3 separate regions of the Homo sapiens genome follow, and regions 1 and 2 are each linked to region 3. A link is a contact called in ENCODE Hi-C or POLR2A ChIA-PET data. All regions are on one chromosome and are shown on one strand. Each heading gives the region's core, a stretch centred on a gene start or an enhancer-like site at or near the end of the contact. The rest is flanking DNA. Distances are from core to core; before and after follow the strand shown.

Evidence for each region. A loop is a pair of places that touch in the nucleus more often than their neighbours do. ChIA-PET counts read pairs that join two places held with the same protein, here RNA polymerase II (POLR2A). Pooled maps may share reads with other maps.
Region 1: a loop to region 3 is called in a map of PC-3, with 6 times the contacts of the local background. The contact joins the promoter of TMPRSS2 here to the promoter of RIPK4 in region 3. A Hi-C loop is called at or near these places in 1 of 168 maps with a recorded cell type or tissue (PC-3), 2 of 37 single-sample maps with no recorded cell type and 10 of 50 pooled maps. POLR2A ChIA-PET finds 5 or more read pairs at or near these places in 1 of 52 experiments (Panc1).
Region 2: a map of chondrocyte shows a loop between it and region 3 (1.8-fold over the local background). The contact joins the enhancer-like site here to the promoter of RIPK4 in region 3. A Hi-C loop is called at or near these places in 1 of 168 maps with a recorded cell type or tissue (chondrocyte) and 1 of 50 pooled maps. POLR2A ChIA-PET finds 5 or more read pairs at or near these places in 4 of 52 experiments (AG04450, Caco-2, H1 and 1 more).

What each region holds. Positions count from the first base shown.
Region 1 is chr21:41,506,008-41,509,803 of GRCh38, reverse strand. It overlaps TMPRSS2 (transmembrane serine protease 2), which reads left to right and starts at 1,646. Exons shown (of 14, transcript NM_005656.4): 1 at 1,646-1,723. RefSeq lists a cis regulatory region at 1,528-1,554, an enhancer at 669-1,676 and a promoter at 1,156-2,549.
Region 2 is chr21:41,478,541-41,482,246 of GRCh38, reverse strand. TMPRSS2 (transmembrane serine protease 2) reads left to right here. Exons shown (of 14, transcript NM_005656.4): 6 at 1,645-1,771; 7 at 2,965-3,075. Among named protein-coding and RNA genes, the nearest start is that of TMPRSS2, 28 kb to the left of the region's middle. RefSeq lists enhancers at 1,519-2,019, 2,020-2,520. Within about 2 kb of position 1,991, at least 6 of the 41 ENCODE cell types and tissues checked have a DNase peak (open chromatin) inside an H3K27ac peak, as active enhancers do.
Region 3 is chr21:41,765,184-41,768,887 of GRCh38, reverse strand. RIPK4 (receptor interacting serine/threonine kinase 4) reads left to right here and starts at 1,836. Exons shown (of 8, transcript NM_020639.3): 1 at 1,836-2,028. The coding sequence starts at 1,847. It overlaps LOC102724800 (a long non-coding RNA gene), which reads right to left and starts at 1,721. Exons shown (of 5, transcript XR_937745.3): 1 at 1,654-1,721; 2 at 871-1,029; 3 at 1-274. RefSeq lists an enhancer at 1-219.

The DNA of each region.
Region 1 (3,796 bases), core at 397-2,896, 260 kb after region 3:
GCTTTTTTCTGCTTCCACCTCATTTTAAAGCAAATCATGTTGATTTGTATATTATGCAGGGGAGGAGAAAACATGCTTCCCCTCTACCCTTCTAGTTCGTTCAGCTAGTCTACAAATTAAATTGGCATCAAATAGATGAACAGGAGAAAAGCTGTTTTAATGTATGTACTCACAGATGGGAATCCCACAAGAATATGAGACTTAAAGAACAGGCCAGGTGAGTGAGGGGTCCAGTGCGAGGGCTCACACCTGTAATCCCAGCACTTTGGGAGGCCAAGGCAGGTGGATCGCTTGAGCCCAGATTGGAGACCAGTCTGGGCAACATAGGGAGACCCCCATCTCTACAAAAAATTAAATTAGCTGGGCGTGGTGGCACACGCCTCTAGTCCCAGCTACTCGGGAGGCTGAGGTGGGAGGATTACTTGTGCCCTGGGAGGTTGAAGCTGCCATGAGCCATGATTGAGCCACTGCACTCCAACCTGGGCAACAGAGTGAGACCCCTTCTGGGGGAAAAAAAAACACACGAAAAAAAAAAGGTGCAGCAGCCCGATGATTGAGGCTTATCTGTCACTCTGAGTGACAGAAAGAAATGGGGGTTTGAGGCTTCTGGGGAGCGGTGGAGGAGTGAGGGGAGCGTGAGGAGAGGAGGTGTCTGGTGAACGCAGGTTGCCGTGTGAGGCAGATAAAAGTTTCCCAGGTGATAAAAGTTGTCCGGGAACAGCTCTCTTCCTGGTACAGATCTGCTGACTAACAAACATTTCCTTTATAGGTGCAAATTTCCTTTACAAAAGGGCATTTTCTCAGAGGTACTCTGGTGTCTGCAGTTCCTCAACATAACCAGTTCCAAATCATCAATGTGCCAAAGAGGACTATGTTGGGGTAGCAGATTCTGGTCTCCTCCAGTCCTACTTGGGGTGATGAATTCTGGTCTACGGTCCTATTAAATTCTGGTGAATTCTGAGCCCCCACAATTGCAAACATTAGAAAGAACCTCTCAAGTGCCCGGGAACAGCCACGTCTTCCTGGCTGAGGTGTGTCCCACCACTTCCTCACTCCCGCCCTGGCCGGTGGTGCCGAGAGACCTGGGACCATCCGGGGGAGCACTTTCCACCGGACGCTGGTGGGGGCCAAGAAATGCCAGCCTAGGCGGACTGGGGAGGGTCTTGGGCGTCCGGCGCTGTGTCCCCGCCACTCGTGCTTGGGCCAGCAGTCCCCAAGGCCTACCCTGGGTCCTTGCCCAGAGGCTACAGTGGGTTCCCCGGAGGCCAAGACGGGGCCGGCCGCCTACAGGAGCTCGTGAGGTAGCAGCTCCGGGGGCTCACCCAGGACTCCAGGAGCGCTCCCCAGAATCCCCTTCCTTAACCCAAACTCGAGCCCTCGGGCAGCGCTGCGCCGCGGACCGGAGAGGGGCAGGTTGGCCGCTGTGGCCGGGCCCGGGAAGCGCCCCAGAGTCCCTTATGGGTCCCTCCGCAGCCGGGGTTGAGCCAGGCAGGGAACCCGTCCCGGACTTCCCTTGGGAAACGCCTCCTCCCGCCGCCCCCGCCCCCGCCCGCCCAGGGTGACCCGCGACCCGCTTGGGGGTGTCGCCCTGGACCCTGGGACACCGCCTCCTGAGATTAAAGCGAGAGCCAGGGCGGGCCGGGCCGAGTAGGCGCGAGCTAAGCAGGAGGCGGAGGCGGAGGCGGAGGGCGAGGGGCGGGGAGCGCCGCCTGGAGCGCGGCAGGTGAGCGGCGCCGGTACCAGGGTCCCGGCTCGGGGTCCGGGCTGGGGAGGGGAACCTGGGCGCCTGGGACCCGCCGATGCCCCCTGCCCCGCCCGGAGGTGAAAGCGGGTGTGAGGAGCGCGGCGCGGCAGGTGAGTGCGCCCGAGGGTCGAGCGCTGGGGCCAGCCGGGCAGGGCGCCTCCCGGGGTGCTGGGAGAGTGCTGGGCGCCTGGGACCCCTTGCGCACGGCCGAGAGCCCTCGCCGCCCCTGTTGGCTTGGCATCGCGAGGTTGGGGCAGGTGGTCCTGCGAGTCCCTAGCCAGTTGGTGGAAGAGAGTCCCCCGGGGTCCCCAAAGCTGGCTCCTAGTCCGCCTGCCCTCCACGGCCCCCGCCTGGGAGCACCGGTGCGCCTTTTCTCTTTGGGGAGGAGGACTGGGAGTGCTGTCGGTTGGCTTCTTTGTTTGGGGGAAATCTCTGCAGTCCCGCAGTGTTACCTGAACTCCTTCTGCTTCTTGGTTCCCTACTGAGGTAGGGAGAAACTGGAAACTCGCTGAGATGCCGGGAACGATACGGCCGGCGCGGCGGGGACCGCTGGGCCAGGCTGCTGGAGGGCCCCCGGGCGAGGTGCGAACGGCCAGTCAGTCTCGGGGAGGGACTGCTCGCGACTCAGGCCCCGTTGCGGCGACCCGCTGGCGGCGATCAGGGCCGGGGCCTCCTGGACACCCGGCACCGGCAGGAACCCGCCCGGGAGGAGCCGGTCTGGCTCCTCCGCTTGCGCTCCGTGCCGGGTTGGGGGGAAGGCGGGGCACCTGGGCGCTTCGGTCCACCTCATCCTGTCCTGCCCGGCTCGGCACAGTGGCACCCTGAGTGGTCAAGTGCTCCAGTCTGGCAGTGGGCGCTCTGCTCGAGCACGGGTCCAGCTGAAAAACTGCCCCATGTCCAGAAAGTTTGTGCGCCGAGAGCCCTGAGCGCTTGTGGCAGAGGAGGGCCTTCGCCCGCTCCGCCGTAGAGCACAGCGCGGTGGCCCTGAATCCTGTTCAGAACGCCCTGGTGGCAGCCCTAATCACGAGGAATCCTGGTGGCTTGTTTGGGAAGGAAAGGATAGCACGGCGGCCCGAGGTGAGCCCTGTGGGCAGGGAGCACCCAGGGCTCGCCTTCGAGGCTGCGCAGCCCTTCCCTCCGTGCGAACCTGTGCAGTGGTCCCGCGGGAAAGATGAGCGCATCGCGCCCAAGGCAATGCCTGACCTCACGGAGCTCCCAGCCGCGAGAACCTCCCGAATCATGGAAAATTACAAAGGCTACGCAGCCCAGTTACAAGGCATTTGGAAAACCTAAAGTGAGACTAAGTTTGTTGACCTGTCCCAGGAGATCTGGGAAGGTACTCCAGGAAGTGGGGATGCAGCCAGCCTCCCCTGAAGGAAGGATGGGGGTTGGGAGTGTGGCAGGGAGAGTTTACCAGCGCAAAGGGCCTTGGGGACGCAAGTAGCTAAGTCAGTCCTGGCTCCTGAGCTGCTGCTGTGAAGGGAGGACCTGGTGGGCTAGGTAACCGGGAGCTCCCCCAGAAAGTCACTGGAGGTTGCTCAGGACTTCCCCACCTTTACTGAGTGCTTTTGAAGAAGTAGGACCTGCCCTGCTCCGCTACAGAACTACTGGACAGGTGAGGTTAGAATGAAACCTAGCAACACCCTCGGGTAAGGACACACTAGGCTGGAGAGTTCGGGGTGCAACCTACGGGCTGAGACCTCTGCCTGGAGATGGCCATCTACACCTCGGCCTCTGGTTATTTTTAATTATCAGCTGGTGAGCTGGCTGGGCTTTTGTTCTCTGCTTGGACATTTGTTTGGTCCCCAGCAGCTTCCCTTATTCCCACCAGCCAAGGACAACCTTCTAACAACAAGCTTGTGCTGTTGCTGGAGCCTCAGGCAGGGCCTCCCAGGTTGCTAGGTGCTGGCCTGCCTGGCACCGTTGGCCACTCTATCTTGAACTCAAGTCACCTTAATTGTAGGAGTATATTTGGCTGCACTGGCATTATAATAATAACCACAGACATTGATGTGGCACTTTTTTCAGCCAGGCATCATTGCAAACCCTTTA
Region 2 (3,706 bases), core at 742-3,241, 290 kb after region 3:
GATTGGGAATAGGGAGCGACTTCAACGGTGTTTGTAATGTTTTGTTTCTTTAAATAAAAGAGCTGAGATCATTTCAGCAGAATGTTGATTTAGAGTCTCCTGGACAATTTGTTGCTCAAAGTGCTCTCTTAAAGAGCACTTTAAAAAAAAAAACCTTTTATCTTATTATTTATTTATTTATTTATTGAGACGGAGTTTTGCTCTGTCACCCAGGCTGGAGTGGAGTGGTGTGATCTCAGCTCACTGCAACCTTTACCTCCTGGGTTCAAGCAATTCCCCTGCCTCAGCCTCCCAAGTAGGTGGGATTACAGATGCGTGCCACCACACTTGGCTAATTTTTGCATTTTAGTAGAGATCGGTTTCTCCATGTTGGCCAGGCTGATCTCAAACGCCTGACCTCAGGTGATCTGCCCGCCTTGGCCTCCCAAAGTGCTGGTATTACAGGCGTGAGCTACCATGCCTGGCTTATCTTATATATTTTTAAAAACAGCTTATTGAGATCTAATTTATGTACCATAAAATTCAAGTATATAATTCAGTGCTTTTATATATAAAACATATATATGAAATAGCTTATTGAGATATAATTTTTTATATAAAACAGCTTATTGATATGTAATGTATGTACCATAAAATTTAAATATATAATTCACTGGCTTTTATATATTCACGAATATGTGCAACTATCACCACAGTCAATTTTAGCATATTTTCATCAGCTCATAAAGAAACCCCAAGCCCTTGAACTATCACCCCATATCCCTCCTCCCAGCCCGTCCCTCCTACTCATAAGCAACCACTAATCTACTTAGTGTCTATAGATTTCCTACTCTAGGCATTCCATGTGAGCGGGATCATGCAATACGTGGGCTCACACAATATAAGTGGCATTCCATGTGAGTCGGCTCATGCAGTATGTCCGGCTCCTTTCACTGAGCATAAGGTCTTCAGCACTCATCCAGGTTGCAGCCTGTGTCTGAATTTCATTCCCTCTTCTGGCTGAATCGTATTCCATTGTGTATCTTGGACATATCCTATTCTGCTCACCCAGCCGTTGGTGGGCGTTTGGAGTGTTTTCGCCTTTCAGCTGTTTTAAGAGGGTTGCAGTGAACATTTGTACAAGTTTTGGACCCAATGCCTGTTTTCAATTCTCTTGTGTAGAGAGCACTTTTTAGCAGAAAAAGAATAGATTTGTGGCCTCCCTTTGTGTGCGGTCAGTGCCTTGAGAAGAGTGAACTGTGCTGCCACCTCCGGAGCCGTGGAGAGCGCGGGGCTTGGGTAGCAGCTAGGACGATACAAGTTGGGACAAGGCCAGGTGCAATGGCTCACGCCTGTAATTCCAACACTTTGGGAGACCGAGGCAGGGGGATCACCTGAGGTCAGGAGTTCAAGACCAGCCTGGCCAACATGGTGAAACCCCATCTCTAATAAAACAGAAAAATTAACTGGACGGGGTGGTGGACGCCTGTAATCCCAGCTACTCGGGAGGCTGAGGCAGGAGAATCACTTGAACCTGGGAGGCGGAGGCTGCAGTGAGTGGAGATCAGACCACTGCACTTCAGCCTAGGTGACAGAGCGAGACTCCGTCTCAAAAAAAAGAAAAAAAAAGAAAGAAACTCATGGATAATCCTCCCTCTCGTGCAGTTCGCCTCTACGGACCAAACTTCATCCTTCAGGTGTACTCATCTCAGAGGAAGTCCTGGCACCCTGTGTGCCAAGACGACTGGAACGAGAACTACGGGCGGGCGGCCTGCAGGGACATGGGCTATAAGTGAGTATGGGGCAGCACCCGCCGAGTGACAGTAACAGACAGCAGAAACACGAGAAGACCCTCTCTCTGCCTCCCTGTGAAAGCACCGGCACATGAGTGCTGGGGACAATTGTCACCTTCCAAAAGCTGAGCCCTATAACCAGCAGGTGGAATTTGTCCTGCTAGGGCTGTGCCCAGCACACAGACCTTGGCTCACTGCCACCTTGCCCTGCCTCCTCCTTGGCCTCTATAGACTCCTGGTTGCTCGGGAGTGCCCAGTGCTGTGGTCATCTGGTCAGAGGGGTAGGCTGAGGGCGTTAGGTGCCTCTTTTTCCAAGGTGCCTCTCAGCCAGGGTCCATTCACCTCCCTGGGTAGAGGTTGGACCAGAACAGCTGGCGAGGAGGGTTGGGCTGGGGAGAGCAGCAGAGACAAATCCTGTGCCAGTTTCACTTCATTCGGGAGCCATGGAAGCCTTTTGAGCTGGGGAGAGAATCAATCAATCAGACTGATACTTAAAAAATGTCATTCCTGCTCGTAGCTCTGAGGGAAGGTGGGAAGGCTTAACAGGGTGTGTGTCGCCTGACAGTGATTCCTAACGGGGGTGGGGCGGTGGTTACCATTTACCAGCACTGCCTGGGGAGATGCGGCAGCCCTCAGGCATCGGGGGAGAGGGTGGTAGGATGCTACTGCCACTTTGTTTTCCATGGGAGGGTCCCCAGGTGATTTCTATGCAACTTTAGGGTATTCAATATGCCAGTTTTCAGAATGAATTACCACTCGGTGAGAAAGTTGGCATCTTAGCTAGTCACTGTGACATCCCTAAACAGCAGGGGTGAATTACACAGCAAAGCCCCCCCATCACAGTCCAGGAACCTGGTGGAATTGATAACTGGGGCCATGTTAACATCTGTACCTTTTATTAGATTAAATGTGTGTATGATTATACAATCCTATGTCCTTCTCATAGTTTCTTGATCCTAACCTGGATAAGAAACACGACCAATGAAGGAATTTTGTCTGACACTTTAGGGTTATTGAATCGAAAAATCGTTACAATATTCTAGCACTTGGTTAGAACGTGTGATTTTTTTTCCTAAATGCTAAGGTTTTTCCCTCTTATTCTGAATGTCGTATGAGCGGTATTATGACATAGTATAGGATTTGTGTTTGCTTATGCCTTAACCATTATCACAAATAAGGTTTTCTTTTTTAGGAATAATTTTTACTCTAGCCAAGGAATAGTGGATGACAGCGGATCCACCAGCTTTATGAAACTGAACACAAGTGCCGGCAATGTCGATATCTATAAAAAACTGTACCACAGGTATGCAGCAATTTCTTCTTGAAAAATTTTGGAATGAAATCAACTAGGAGACACCATGGGGAATCGTTGTCCTGAGTCTGATTTCTCTGAGCTGCAATACTCGGTCTGGATGGGTTTTGCATTGGGAGGAGATTAGAGTCTGACCAGGCCTGGTTACTCTAAGCAGCCCTTGGTTTATTCATAGGAAGTGGCTGAGGTTTCTCTGCTATTTCATTTTCAGCCTCTACCGTCTGCCCTTGTTGGTAGCGGCTCACACTTGCAACATCGACATTCAACTCTATTTAGTTTTCTTTCCTCTTCAGACATTTAGAGGTGTACCTATTTTGTCAGGGCGTGGTTCTAGGAATCCAAGATAATGTCTCAGTGTCCCAGCCAGGGTGACCGGCTCATTCCAGTTTGCCAGGGACTTCACTGGCTTGAGCAAGGGAAGTCCTGCTCCATTCCAGGCAGCTGGGCTGGCTGGTCCCGTTAGCCCCAACCCCGGGACAGCAGTGCCAGAGGGTGCTCTGTGAGGGATGGGCAGCATTCTGGCGGCCTGGGAATGAGTTGTGGTGTTTCCAGGGGGTAGAAGTGGGTACAAGCCACAGGTCACATGATGAGTGGCTGACCTGGCTGGGAGGGCAGAAGAGGG
Region 3 (3,704 bases), core at 587-3,086:
AGTCCGCAGAGGAGCCGGATACCAAACCAGGTTCCTGCCGCCGAGCCCGTGATCTTTGGACCCGATCTGCTCACAGCTGGGAGCTGGCTCTTTTGGTCTCCAGGGGGCTCTGGTCTTCAGTCCCAGGCACCAGGCACTGAGCTAGCAGCAGACACTCCATAAATATTTGTCAAATGAAGCACACAGATGATTAAATAAATGAAATTGGAGCGTTTTATTACTTGCGTGGTGTGGGCTCTTAGTCACCCCCAGCTGCGGAGCTGTGTGCCGGAGACTGTAGATGGAGAAAGGTACTTTGCTAGAGCTGAGCCCCGGGAACAGGACAGGTGACTCACTTTCAAGTCCATTCATTTTTTTCCCACCAAAATAATAACTATGTTTACTTCCAAGGTATCTTCGTAGATTCAAAACTCCAATTATTTTTTAAAACATTAGTCCAAATGTAAGTTACATTTGTGACAAGCTTAAAACAACTATTTGCCACTCCAGCCTTAAGGAGACCAACTTTAATTTCCGGAGTATGTGGGAAAGGAAGTGGCTCCCTGGTCCCCCCAGGAGGCCCCCCGAGCAAGCATCGTCATGTTGGGATGTGTGAGTTCCCTCCAAAGAGCGGCCGGATGGGAGTGGGGAGGCAGTGGGGAGACGCGGCTCCCCGCTACAGGCTATGAAAGAAGGTCCGCGCCCGTTTGGAAGGGGGAGCCTGGAGACACTAGGTCTGCGGCTTTCAATGCGCTGACTTGGGGCAGCCTCTCTCTTTCCGAGTTACTAACACAAAAACACAGTTAATGTCGTTAAAATACCCTCTCCTTTAGCTCCGCCCTCCTGTCTTCATTATTAATCTCCTGTGGCCAAAAATAAGCCTTCACTCACCGTTGCGTCTCAGGAATGAGTGAGTGTTTTCTGAGGTGTGGACGCGTGCGTGATCTGTGATGCACTTCGGCCTCTAACCCAAATATCCTTCCAAGGCTGGGAATTTTTTTTCCCCATATGTGAAAAAAAAATCTTTCCTTTTCAAACCATCTGTTCTACCTGTAAAAAGAGGCTGTTATTTAGGAAAGGATGAGGGAACTCTTGCATTTGAAATGGACTTTAGATTTGCTGTTGGGTAATTTTTTAAAAAAAGTTACTTTCTGAGAGGAAACTCGTGTAAAAAAGCAAGACGTGAACCTGCAGGGAATTAGACTAACGAGTGAAGAAAGCCAATTTCAAAAAATTAGGCGCTGTATGATTCCTGTATCTAAACATAACATTTCTGAAATAAAACAATTTTAGAAATAGAGGAAAGATTAGTGATGCCAGGGCTCCGGGGTGCGGCTGTAAAATCGCCACAGGAGTGGCCAGGTGGGGGTGGATACGGGAAGGTACACAGATGATTACATTGTGTAAAACTAATACATGCAAAGGAAGACGAGTAAAACGGCAAAACTGAATAAGATCGGTGACTGTATCAAAGTCAATATCCTGGTTGTGAGATTGGACTTTTTTTTTTGGCAAAGTTTTGCAAAGTGGTAACACTGGGGGAAACTAGGCAAAGTGAATGATTTCTTACAACTGCATGTGACTCCGCAATTAAGGAAAAAAAAAAAGCAAAGAAAAGCAGGGCAGCTGATGCGCACGTCGAGACCCGTGAGAAGCGTGAGAAGCTCTGCTCACCCAGGGGAGAGCGCAGTGACCCGCAGCGTCTATTCATCCGTCCGCAGTCACCGGGCGCTGGCAGAGAGGGCGCCCGGGGGGCGGGTAAGTGGGCGGGGCCTGGGGGCGGGACGACCTACGGAAGTGACGTAACAGGGCGGAGCGCGCACCTGGGCACCTGGGCAGCCGCCGCGGCGCTGGCTAGACGTGCGCGATGGAGGGCGACGGCGGGACCCCATGGGCCCTGGCGCTGCTGCGCACCTTCGACGCGGGCGAGTTCACGGGCTGGGAGAAGGTGGGCTCGGGCGGCTTCGGGCAGGTGTACAAGGTGCGCCATGTCCACTGGAAGACCTGGCTGGCCATCAAGTGCTCGCCCAGCCTGCACGTCGACGACAGGTGAGCGGCCCGGGCGGGGCGCTGGGGCGGCTGGGGCCCGGGCTGGGGTCGGGGTCGGGGTGCTCTGGTCCCGGGGTCCTGCCTCTCTCTCCCGAACTCACCCCCGGAGCAGCTTCGGGGGGGAAACCAATTGCCGGCGAGGCCGCGGGGCTCCGACAATGTCCACTCGGCCTGTCCGGGCCGGAGGGGCGCGGGGGCTTTGGCGAGCCCGGGCTCGATCGCGCACGTCGGGGCCGGGTCAGGCGGCTCCTCTGGGGCTCCTCTGGGGCTCCTCGGGGGCCGCGTCTGCCCGGACGTCCTAAGGCGCCCAGTCGTGCTTCCTGACACTCCCCGAGTGGCCCTGGTTTTCGGGGTCTCCAGCTCGCCTTGCGCCTCGGACCCGCGCCCTTGGGAGGCGCGTCCGGCCCGCCCGGGACCCACCGGGGCGCTGCGGTCTGCGCAGGGCTTAGAAAAATTGCCATGTGGGCCTCTGGGCTTTGTGAGTGGAGTTAGCCTCCGTTCGACTTACTTAGTAATTTACGTTGGAACACAAATTGGTGTAAGACTGTAATTATTTCGGTCGGAAGCTTCGGCTTGGCTCGGGCGAGGCTTCCCGGGCGCCCGGCGCTTGCGCGGTGGAGCTCCGGGGCTCGGGCCTGGCAGTGGGGTCCGGCACGGGGCCCGGGGTGTTGATCCGTCCGCCCAGCGCTTCCTCGCCGCACACTCTCGTTTTAGCTGACTTAATTTCGAGACCGACCCGCTAGGGAAGGGCCTTGCATTCAAGTTCTGTGGCCGTGCCATGGGGCCCTCCTGCACCCCAGTTTCCCAGTCCAAAAGTCAGAATGGAACCTGCCTGTACCTACCTAGCAGGAGTGTTCAAGGTAACAAAGACGAATGGGAAGGACGCAGAGCCGCCCGTGTTAAATTCGGTGGGTCGGTTGTCGTCTGTGCATAATTTGAGAGGTAGGGAGAATGTTCTTGAACAGTACCTCTTTGTTGTTGTAGATTTCACTGTTTACAGTTGATTTTGATGGTTCATATGTAAGGCTCAATTTAGCACGTTTTAATTATTTATCCTTTAATGAAGCTTACCTTCTACATGGAAGCTATGCTTGTATTTTACCTAGAGATTCCTTGAACACATACACTCAGAAGCGACACCTTTTTAAAATACCATTTAGCCTTTGCTGCCTGGCAGACCTGGTTTCGAATGCTCGGCTGATTGAGTGATGGGGCCGCTAAGCCCCAGCTTTTCTGCAGAATCGTTGTGATGCCTGTGTCTGGGGTGGCAGTGCGTGCTGCAGCCCCATACCGTGACTGTGACGCCTCTGTGGATGAGAGGCCTGTCCTCTCCCTTTGCATTTTCGTCCTTGGCTAGGAGACTACACAGCAGAGATAGTGGTGGCTTTTTGCCGTAACCCTCAAATCCAGTGTTTCTTGGAAACACCAGTAGAGTGGTGACGAGTGTCATCAAATCACCACTAGTTCAAAGGTGAGATGCTGGCCCAGGCTGTGCACTTTTTCTCCCCTGCCTCAGATTCTGGGAACTTCTCAGGCCAGGAGGGGTGCTGTGGTTATTTTGATGAAATCCAAACCACTTTGAATACCAGCCAGTGGTTAGGTTCTGAAAGGGAACCCTCTCCATAGGGGCATTCGTTTTATCTCTTGGGGATGTGTGTGAGCTTTAATCATCAGTG